Regions from separate parts of the Mus musculus genome. Here region 1 is linked to region 2. Evidence: chromatin contacts called from ENCODE Hi-C or POLR2A ChIA-PET data. All regions are on one chromosome and are shown on one strand. Each heading gives the region's core, a stretch centred on a gene start or an enhancer-like site at or near the end of the contact. The rest is flanking DNA. Distances are from core to core; before and after follow the strand shown. Region 1 overlaps Fyn (Fyn proto-oncogene). Region 2 overlaps Fyn (Fyn proto-oncogene).

Region 1 (5,456 bases), core at 1,459-3,958, 43 kb before region 2:
GGCCAAATGAAGTTTTAACAGGGAATCATGGAAGGGCTCCAGGGAGAGGGAGAGATGCTTCTTGCGCCCAGTTTGCTTTGGATCTCTGAGTCGACAGAAGAGAGAGAGAAGGTGCTGATGCAAATGAGAGTATTAGCCCTGTTTGTACGAAGGGATTCTGGAGAGGCAGGGCACACCTTCCCCAACTCTTCCAGACCACAGAAGAGTGTGGCACAGTTGGTTTTTATAAAGGAGCCATTACTGCCATTTAATTCCAGAACACATTCTTCATCCTCAAAGAAACCCCTGTGCTCTAAGCAGCCACTTGCCAATGACCCCTATCTTCCCTGACGCCCATCTAACCTACCTAGGTCTCTGTGGGTTTGCCTAATCCAGATATTTGGTATGGATTTAATCACATGATACACAACCTTGGTTTCGTTCTATTTTTCATCAGGGCACAACGCATTTAAGATTCATCTGCAGTGTAGTAATATAGCATTGTATTAAAGTTATCATTACATTAATCACTAAATATCTGTCACTGTATGACTATATCATAAGGTGCTCATCCATTTAGAAATCATGAATATCCTGGATACTTCCTCCTTTGAATAATTCTGTTATCCACATTTATGTACAAGTTTATTTTGTAGATAGATATTTTAAAAAATGGATTTATATAGATAAGACAAACCAACTAGGCAGGAAATGAGGGAACACTATTGGTAGCACCTTCCTCTCCCCCCACACCACTGAAGCTTTAGGGGAAACACCAGTTTCCACAAGTAATCAGGGAAACACTTAGATTAGTAAGTGATTTAATTAGTAACTAAATTCACAGATGAATCCTCTACCCAACAGTGACAGAGGGTCCCTTGAAATGAGTTTGCTCCTACAGTACTGTGGGGACTTCTGGTAAACCAAACTGGTAATGTCAACAAGGGGCCTAAGACAGGCTTGCCTTTGGGCCTGTGAGTATGTGCTAAGTGAGGTTTTATAAAATGCTGTTCATCACTTTGGAAATTAGAAAACATGCAAGTGTTTAATGAGAGGTGGTGAATTTATAAGGTATGTCTACGACAGAATGGTAAGCAGAGGAGAAAACAGACACGGTGAGTACTCTGAAGCAGTGCGCTGTGTCAAGGCAGCACTGGGCCATTCCAGCTACAAAATGGATGCCTGCGATGCGCTTTAGGGGGACAGGCTGAATCACCGCAGGCGCGTGACAGAGACTGCACTGTGAGAATGCACCATGTTGATGAGTTCAAGTTCCCTTGTTTCAGTTCTCAACTGAATTTGTATGTAAGTTGAAACAATCACATAGTAATAAAGCATAAAACTGGAGATGGGAGGGGAGCACATTAAGAGGCAACTTCTGGAAGGCACAATAGCTAACCAGTCAAGAGCAGTGAGCGTGCTTTCTACTCCTTGCTGGGTGCTGAGGGGTTGTGCAGCAAGCAGGCAGTGAGAACACACAGAGAGAGCTGCAGAAACCTTACTGTGGCAAGGGAAGCAGAGGCACTGATGTCAAACCTGAGGACGCAATGGGTGATCACGCCAGACCTGGGCATGAAAAGGTCAGCTTAGGAACTTTGGGAAGGTCATGAAACACCTGACCCTCCGGAAGGGAGAGGCTAATTACCATTTCTCAGACCACATGGCAGGATCGGACCTGCCGGTGGGGACACATTCCACAGTACTGACTGTTGCCACCTTCAGACAAGGAAAGTCTTTGTCACCTCATTCCCTAAAGACCAATCAGTTTAAAGGGTGCACTATTCCACCAATCTTATTGTGCCTAGTTGCTGATGCTCTATTCTGCCCCTGGAAACCATATAAGAACTCGCTGGGATATTGGGAGTAGCCACCACTCCTTCGGGTCTGGGATGGCCCCAGTGCACTGGAGCAATAAATTCCTCTTGCTTTTTGCATCGATCCCGGCTTCACGTGGTTCACTCAGGGGGTCCCAGGTAAGCTAAGGCTCCCCAGAGTCTTACAGGCAGACAAGGTGGGGGCAATGAATATGCTTCAGTTCTAAGTCCTATATGCTTGGAGACCCTAACCATGTAGGAATGACAATCCTTAATTAAGCAGGCTCTTCCTGGAACTGAGGGCTTGGACTGGGCTGAGCTGTGTACTGGCCAGCCCTAGGGAAGGGAGGTCTAACCAGCACTCACTCTCTGGATGCTGCTGGTTGTAGAGGCAGGGGGATTTGTCCTTATGCTTGTTGTTTTCACCCTTTCCAGCTGACACAGCTTTGACTTTTCTTTTTTCTTTTTCTTTTTTTTTTTTTTTTTTTTTTTGAGACAGGGTTTCTCTGTGTAGCCCTGGAACTCACTCTGTACACCAGGCTGGCTTCGAACTCAGAAATCCACCTACCTCTGCCTCCCAAGTGTTGGGATTAAAGGCTTGCACCACCACTGCCCAGCTAGCTTTGACTTTTGAGCTAGTTTTCCTGAATCCCGGTGGAGCACAGGAGGGAGCAGCCCCACTTTATACAACTTAGCACTCTTCTGAAACACTAAGGTCTGCTGGATACATCACTTCTCACTGCCCATATCCAGTCAGGCTTGTTTCCCCCACTCTGCACATGCTCTGTAGAACCACGGGCTTCTAGTCGCAAACTAGCACAAGCAGGAAAGCCAGTGTCACATCTGCGGCTCAGTCGCAAAGCCTGGCTCTCTGGCCTCCTCTGTTTTAGTAACAGTTGTAGCGGGACTGGCGGTGGGCCAGGAGTCACAGTGTCACCTGGCATAGGCACAAGCAAACACACTAGAACAAAGCGGCTGCCTGAACAGGCATCGCCAATGTCCTTTCTATAGGTAGGAGGAGGATGAGAGCCCAGGAGGTTCCTTCTCAGGCAGGACAAAACCTCACTCCGCAGATCCCCCCAGTCAGCATGGGGGTTCCTGGACAGATGATTCTGCATGAGCCCCAGCCTTTCAGAAAACAGGGGGTTCTTTCTCTTCCTTTAATTCAGTAGCACTAGTCACGAAGATCCAGCTCTCACAGAAGCAGATGGCCGGAGGGTGGGATGGCTCAGTGAGTAAGGATGCCTACTGCAAAGCCCACAGGTCTGAGTTTGATTCCTGCTAGAGGGGAGAACTGATGGCTCCCAAGTTGTCTGACCTCCACTCTTCCATGCCACGCCTTGCATGGAAGCTTTGCCCGGGCACACACACAGATTAAGTAAAAGTGTAATAAAAAAAAAAAAAAACAAAACAAAACATGAAAAGCGCATCGAAAGGAGCAAGCTTGGGACAGTGGGCGTGGCATCCCCATCGCTTGCCCCTTTGCTCGGAAGCACGGTTGTGGAAACAGCCACAGCAGAATCTGCCAGCCGCCATCTGCATTGCAAGTCTGAAGTGAGGCAGGCGTCTCCTCTGAAGAATGACAGGGAGCCCTGTGTCTCCCAACCACTGGGACTGCGTGTTGGCACTTCCTCCAAGCTACAAGGAACGCAGGAGCACAGCAGCAGCCTCTGCATCCAGCAGTGATTTAGGATTTCAAAGCTGCAGCAGCAGATTGGTGTGAATGTTGATAAACCAGGCAGTTGGGAAACACACTCAGCTTGAATTCCTGGGCTTCTAAGAGCAAAGAGCAGTGACAAAGGAGGCAGAGAGGCAACGCCAGCCAGCCTCCTCCCTCCTCTTCATGGTACAGAGTCTGAGAGGGAGGAAGGGGGTGGGGGTCTCTGCCTTCCTTGAGTTTCCTTCCTGCTGAGGAGCCTGGCTATGCAATCCTTTGGTCTTTCATAAGAGGTCAGCATTTAGGATTGCCCAGTGCCCAAGACCCAGGGGAAATGAAAGGAGGGAGAGAAGAACATGGAGCCACCTGCAGGCAGCCAGCACTGGTTCCCAGCAGCCCTTGGAGAAGAGCATCTGAGGTGACAAACTGGCTACTCTGAGGAAGGAGCTGCTACCGCCTCTGCTAACGCACTGAAGGCATGACTGAAGCCTGACCTTGTCAGTTAAAAAAACCTAAGTCAATCAAAAAAGGCGGCACACGTGTTTTATGAGCCACCATACATTTATATACACTATTAACTGAAAATAAATGCATGCTAAGGTAACCTAACAGTGACATTTACTCATGTATATTACTATTATTAATATTTTTATTATTACTATCATCAGTGTTGTATCAGAGAATTAGGAGCTTGGAGAATTCTGCTCGCAGTAGGCCTGAAAGAATTCAGTTTTGGGATGAGCACGGTGGTGCACGTCTGATCCCAGCACTCTAGAGGCCAAGGCAGCTGAACCTCCGTGAATCCTGCGGCCAGTTTAGTCTACATTGCAAGTTTCAAGACAATCAGGGCTACATAATAGAGAAAGCCTGTCTTAAAAAAACAAAAACAAAACTTTAAAAAAATCTCCCCCAAAATAGTTTTGACAATCCTAAGGCCCAAATTCATCTCTGATAATAATTGGAGTCACAGAAGAGGCCAGGAGAAGGGGTGTGGCACACTGCCCCTCATCCCACTAGACAGCCACAGTGGCGGTTTCCAGTGGGCCTATGACCGTACAGCTGAAGACCACACCTTGAGATTTTCTTCTATCCAGCTGTTTCCATGTCATTTCACCTGTGGGCTGACAGCAAATGGCTGTGAAAACCCGAGGGTCTTTATCTTTTAGATGACGTCTCCCTTCTTGCATCCTGTGGCATAGAAGGAGCATGCAGTGTGGTGGAAACCAGCTTCAACAGAGAGATAACTGGCTAAGGAATGGTGTGGCATCATGACAACAAGAACCTTGGAAGGCATCATTCACCCTAACTCATCAGCTTTAACCTTCAGGCAAGAGAAGCATGGACATCTGTCACGTGTGAGCCCTTACATGGAAGAGGGAAAGGTGTAAGGGGCATGGTCATTCTGTTATGACAACCTGGACTTAAAGGAATAGGAGGAAGTGATTATAACACAGAAATGAAGCCTGGATCCCTGGGGCACATGTCCATGTCCCTTTACCACTGGCCACAAGCTCCTCTGAGCAAGAAAACAACAACCATGAATTACGACACCTGAACAAGAACACGAGCCTTCTCAGCGCTTTAAATACGGTCTCTTTCAGTGCTCAGAGTGATCATACCCAGGCATTCAGGTAAGGAACATCGGCTTAACAGAACTAAAACACCTGCCCGGATTATGTAGTTTGTAAGGCTTCGGTCTGAGTCCACGTTACTACATTCATGTCTTCTATACTATACACTAAGCCATGATGTCTTTTGAGTGGGACACTCTGCATTTAGTCTCCTAGGTTGCTTCATACGTGTCTATGACATCTTAGTTTCTTAGTATTGGGCTCATGCTTTACAGAAGGGCTGAGAGTAGTGGCATCCTGTAGCAAGGATGCTGAGTGGCCTGGAGTGTAACCTCTTAATATCCTGGAGTCTAGTGTTCTCACTGATGGGCGATGAGGCTTCAACTAGAAGTGGTGATGCTGATGTTTTTGAAGAAGCCACAGCTTTTCTTTATA
Region 2 (5,231 bases), core at 33-2,532:
TGTGTGTGTGTCTGTTTGTCTGTCTATTCTTGGAGGCTGGGGCTGCAGCTGGTTGTCAGCTCACCAAGAAGGATGTTAGTAACAGAACTTGGGGCCTCAGGAAGAGCAAAGAAACATTTAACCACTGAGCCATCTTTCTAACCCTATCAGGATGGTTTCCGGTTGGTAAGATTTGATAAAAGTCTATGGCCAGAGCATCTTACCGGACTCATCTTTCTCTCAAAGAGAAGGGTCTCATTTTCCTGTGCTGGGCAGGTACAGGGGACTGATTAGCCACTCCATGGCGTGTCAGCGAACCTGTTCCAGGAACAGCACGCTGTGCTGAGTTCTGGTGCATAGCGCAACATCACCCCATCTGCAGAACAGCCGCCTGAACCCCATGTCTAGAGTTCCCAGTGAAGCAGCAGTGAGGACTTAGATGCCTTCAACCCAATCATGAGTGTGCAACTGGCTCCACTTGTGTTCATTGCTCACCTAGCCCTGCCTCTCAGCATGGTGCTATAGGTGCTGTGGCAGCAGAGCCTTGTCTTTCACAGGCTCTGAAGGCTAACTGGCATCCCCACGCCACTCCCTATCAACAATGCCTCTAATTCTTCCGAGGACAACAAACACTCCCACACATTACAAATGCCCTGCCTTACACAGGCAAATTCAGGAGCCTCCGACTTTGCCTGGTGACTTGACTCCATCATCTAAGAACTAGCTTGGGAGGATCAAATGCATTGCAACCCTTTATAAACTTTGGAGGAGCAGCCCGAGTGACATCTGGATACGCAGCCTCCCCAGCACAGCTGAGACAGGGCTGGCCACTTGTGTCCCGGTCTTTTCTAACATACATGACAGCTTCTGACTCTGAAAATACTTCCCCTAAGTCAGTGAGCAGTTGGGGCTTCTACACGTCGCTACAGATTAAAGCCACACTGTGGCGTGAGTGCTGGAGTGAGGGCAGATGGCAAAGCCATGGGCAGGTCCTGGAGCAGCTTCACGGAAACTGGTTCAGGATGCAGCCAAAACTGTCCTGGAGAGAAAATGGCACCTGTCTTGTGAGCAAGTGATAAAAAGATGGCCATGGTGGCCTCGGCTATCAGGATTACACAACAAGGCAGAAGATGGCCCGCCCCTCCCGTATACAGGCTGGGCTTCAAACTTTAGACATCTCCTTACACATCTGAAAGGGAACCTTGGAGGCTGTGCCAGACCACCACACACAACAGTCTCTTGAAGTGTAAGCTGCGAGCCAAAGCTGAGGCGGGGCAGGGATTCTCCGTTCCGTGCCTCCAACCTTCTACAGAGCCTCTTAGCAGGACATATCCACCGAGAGACAAGCTGGCCCTGGTCCCTTTCCAGAAACTCCTCTGATAAAAGGCTGCCCCCACCCTCCTCAGGGTTCATGCTTGCTCTCCTCTGGCCTTCATGACTCAGGATGTAAGTGAAGCGCCTCTGTCCTCAGGACTGGTCAGTGCTTGGGGCTGCAGAGCTTTGTCTGCATGTCTCTGCTTCTCCACACCATTTAAATGACAAGCTGATTTCCTTATGCAATGTGGTTTCTCCCTTTATCAATCATTTTTAATTAGGCCTGGAAAATGCTGACTGGGCAGAAATACCCAGCTTCTCCTTTAAGGCTGGGAACCTTCTGTACAGGCAGAGCAATGAGGCCACGAAAGGCTGTGGACAGGAGGCGGAGCTCATCAGAGTCATGTGTCTAGAAGAAGAGAGAAAGCAGATGCTCACTGCAGATCACAGGCCACCAGGGCAGGACAATGATGTTCTGGTGTGACCCATGGCAGGGGTCTGGACCTGAAGCCATACAGACACTTGTCCCATGTAAAGCACAGTGTCTTTTACAGCCTCTCTCAACCATTTATCTTGGACACTTCTGTACACTGCTCCAAGATCTCTTCATCTTAAAGACAAGAACTGACAACAAAGAGTCCCCACATCCCTGGGCCTGGCCATCTGAAGCAAGGCTTTCTTGTCTGCCTTTGTTGAACACATTTCCACCTCATTCATGAGAGAGCAAAAAATACAAGAAAGGAATCAAGGATCATAAAGGCGAAAGAACATCACAGCAGAGCTTTCGTAAGAACATATTTATGTCCTCAGCATATGCCACGCCCTTTCTGGCCTGGAAGCTGGGTGAGTGTAACCTAAAATACACCACACAAAAAGCACAGTTACCCTCCCAAAATAGGCCCATAATTAAGTAAAGTCTTTTCAAGAGAATTGTTCTGCATCACAGTTTGACATATGTTGCTTTAATCTCCCAGCTTCAGCAAATGCAGCCATATTGGGCTACAGAAGTGCTTAGCAATCCACACTTAAGCCAGACTGTGGTGTCATGGCAAGTGGGTACAAATAAACAGCCCCGTGTCTCAAAATACTTGATCTCAATCAACTGTACCGAGACCTGTCCCCTCTCTCAGCACACCTTCATCCCCCAGAATCACTATCCATCCTTGACTCAAAATGAAGGACCAGCCCAGATGGCGACACCATTTCAACTAAAGACAAACTCAGCTGAGGAAGCTGGGGCCTGCAGCAGGAGACTGCCTCTTCTCTGCAGATGCTGAGGCCTGGCTGTGAGAACCTCTCTTCTCTTGTGGCCCATCATTCAGAAGGATCTGTCTGTCTGAATTCATTTACATCTGCTTTTCTTGGAGCCAGGGGTAATGAAGGAGGCTGGTTCTTGAGAGCCATCTCAGGCCTGTGTATTCTGAGCCCTTTTCAGGTGTATGTGTGTGTAGTTAGATATTAAAGTATTGTAAAATCTAAACTCTCAAAACAGGCACTTTCAGTATTTTTACTGGCTCTATCATCAGTTTCTCAGTTTCAGTACCACTGACATCTGAGGTCATTTGTGGGGTGTGTGCACATGTGTAGTTCTAATACTGCAGGGCATTTAGCAGCATCCTTGACATCACCAAACACCGCCTGGAAGGCGCACTGACCTCAGATGAGAACCACTGTTTTTATTCCTCATTGCATTTATCTTTCACGATGATATGGCCTAAAGGAGAGGGAGAATCTTGGCCATCTCAAAATATTCACAAGCTGTAGCTTTAAGAGTCTTACATTTCTTGAGTCATAACGAGGAATGAGAATCTGGGAAACGCTTGCGCCTCAGAGATTCGTCCACAGCAGTCTGCCCACGGCCTCAGCTGAGAGTGCCAAGACTGTTTCACCCGGACGGGGAAGGTGGATTTGCTACGCTGCCCTCCTTTCTCCATTCTCAGAAGCCCACAAAACAGACCACCTGCATGACCCATCAGTGGGCTCAGTCCTGAGAGTGATGGGTGGGACGGAGTTTAGGGCTAGGTGTCTACTAACATCTACACAGCAAGGCATTCCAGCCAGATCCTGACAGGCGTAGTGCTTCAGTGCTGGGCAGGTGCACAGGGAGGAACTGTAAGGCAGGAGCCTCTGCTAAGAGCTTCATGGGATGGGGTGTGACATGGACATAACAAGAGGGAAGGAAGACGGGGGGCGGGGGGTTGTTTAGTTCAGAGGACAGGGGGTGACAGAAGGAGGAGATCATCTAAACATGGTAGACAAGTGTGTGGGACACCAACATAACCTATCTAAGATCGGCAGGTGGCGTAGTGGGCACTTAAGCATTTGTCACATTACCTCCGTGTGACAGGCACTGTGGGACTCAGCCTAAGTCCCCATCCCACATGCAGTTCACTCTCCACCATCACACTTTAACAAGCTGAGATAACTGTCTTCTACAACTCACTCTTTCCATCTTTCATTCCCACAGAAGAAAACCCAGTCTCCTTACAGTACAGTTCTGTGGGTTTCCACAAAAGCCCACAGTTGTAGAAATAACACCACGATTAAGATATGGAACAATTTGGTCACTCTTCTCAAACAATTTCCTAGTGTCCCCTAATTGTTTATTATGTTATTTTCTATTAAGACAAACCATCTGGGCTCAGCACAATGAGTCAATGCATGTACACAGTGTCTGACAATCAAATCAGAATGAGCATTCTCACCTCCCAAAAGTAAGTATTGCTACAGGCTTGGGACCGTTATATCCCTAGTTATTTCTGAAATAAATCCTGTATTGTACTAATTAAACTTGCCGAGTGGGCTATTCCCTCCAGTGGCAATGTTAGACCTCCCAGTGAGCTGCCCGGGCAAGTTCCTCTTTATCTCTGAGAAGACTTGAAGCCTCTGGTTAAAATGTTGCTGAAGACACTTTCTGGCTCTTTAGAGATTATTGTAGAGACCTCCTGAGGCCACGTCCATGTCCTTGTCCCACAGATGAGACATGTGGCTTTAATATCAGCACTCTGTACAGCAGCAACAAGGCTGGTTCTCTCCCAAACACAGGTAAGCCAAACTGTTAGTTCAATAATCGATGTCGGCAAAGGCACATAACCACGGCACGTAACCACGGTAAAATCAAAAGGAAGGGTTGGAAATAAAAGCCCATATGAGCCAAACATATCGTGCACCTCGCTCTGTCCCTTCTCACTGACATGAATGAAAATAGTATCAGAACTTAACCAAAAGCTGGAAGGATGTGACCTCACTCGACTGTAACCGTGGCAGGAAGGTAGGCTGAGCTAGCAGTGCTTGTCTGACAGTGGCTTCCTTGGGTTCTAGAAGGAGGCCCAAGTAACAGCCGCTCTCCCTTACCTCCTCCCATGCCCCATCTCCGGGCTCATTATGGAGAAAATGACAGAGAAGCTGCTGTGGTAGCTAGTCACTGGGAAGTGACATGTCCCATTTCTCAAGTCTTCCTGCTGAAAACATGCACCTTCTGAGTGGCTTATCTTCAGAGGCAAATGTCCCCAACAAGGAGTCTGTCGGAAAACATGGCTGCTGTGGAGCACCTACTGTGCACCAGCATGACTCGGCTCACTAAAGGCCTCCGTTTACAGAAGAGCTCGAGACTCTGAGGGTTATTGTAAAGCAACAATGAGTACAGAGATTTAACCTAGGTCCCCTGACTACAGCCTGCCCTCCACACCACCAGCTGTCAGGACAGTTCTCTGCCTCCCAAGCTTCTGCTCCAGCCTGGGGCAGCTTCCAGGAAGAGTTGCTGCTTACTTTTTTTTTTTTTTTTTTCACTTCCCATTCTTCAAGCAGGTAGCTTCTCTCTCTGTCAACATGCAGGCCGTTTGGACTCCTGGCTTTGGAAACACTATCCCTCTCGCCTGTGCATTTGTTGCTCCTGTTACACAGCTGGCTTAGAGCATGAACTAAATTGACAATGGTGA

What was found. A loop is a pair of places that touch in the nucleus more often than their neighbours do. ChIA-PET counts read pairs that join two places held with the same protein, here RNA polymerase II (POLR2A).
Region 1: a loop to region 2 is called in a map of heart, with 2.3 times the contacts of the local background. The contact joins two enhancer-like sites. A Hi-C loop is called at or near these places in 5 of 37 maps with a recorded cell type or tissue (T-helper 1 cell, adrenal gland and heart). POLR2A ChIA-PET finds 5 or more read pairs at or near these places in 3 of 5 experiments (all embryonic stem cell).

Annotation. Positions count from the first base shown.
Region 1 is chr10:39,499,700-39,505,155 of GRCm38, reverse strand. The region is part of intron 3 of Fyn (Fyn proto-oncogene); the gene reads right to left. Among named protein-coding and RNA genes, the nearest start is that of Gm40627, 88 kb to the left of the region's middle. Within about 2 kb of position 2,708, at least 1 of the 3 ENCODE cell types and tissues checked has a DNase peak (open chromatin) inside an H3K27ac peak, as active enhancers do.
Region 2 is chr10:39,455,380-39,460,610 of GRCm38, reverse strand. The region is part of intron 3 of Fyn (Fyn proto-oncogene); the gene reads right to left. Among named protein-coding and RNA genes, the nearest start is that of Fyn, 88 kb to the right of the region's middle. Within about 2 kb of position 1,282, at least 2 of the 3 ENCODE cell types and tissues checked have a DNase peak (open chromatin) inside an H3K27ac peak, as active enhancers do.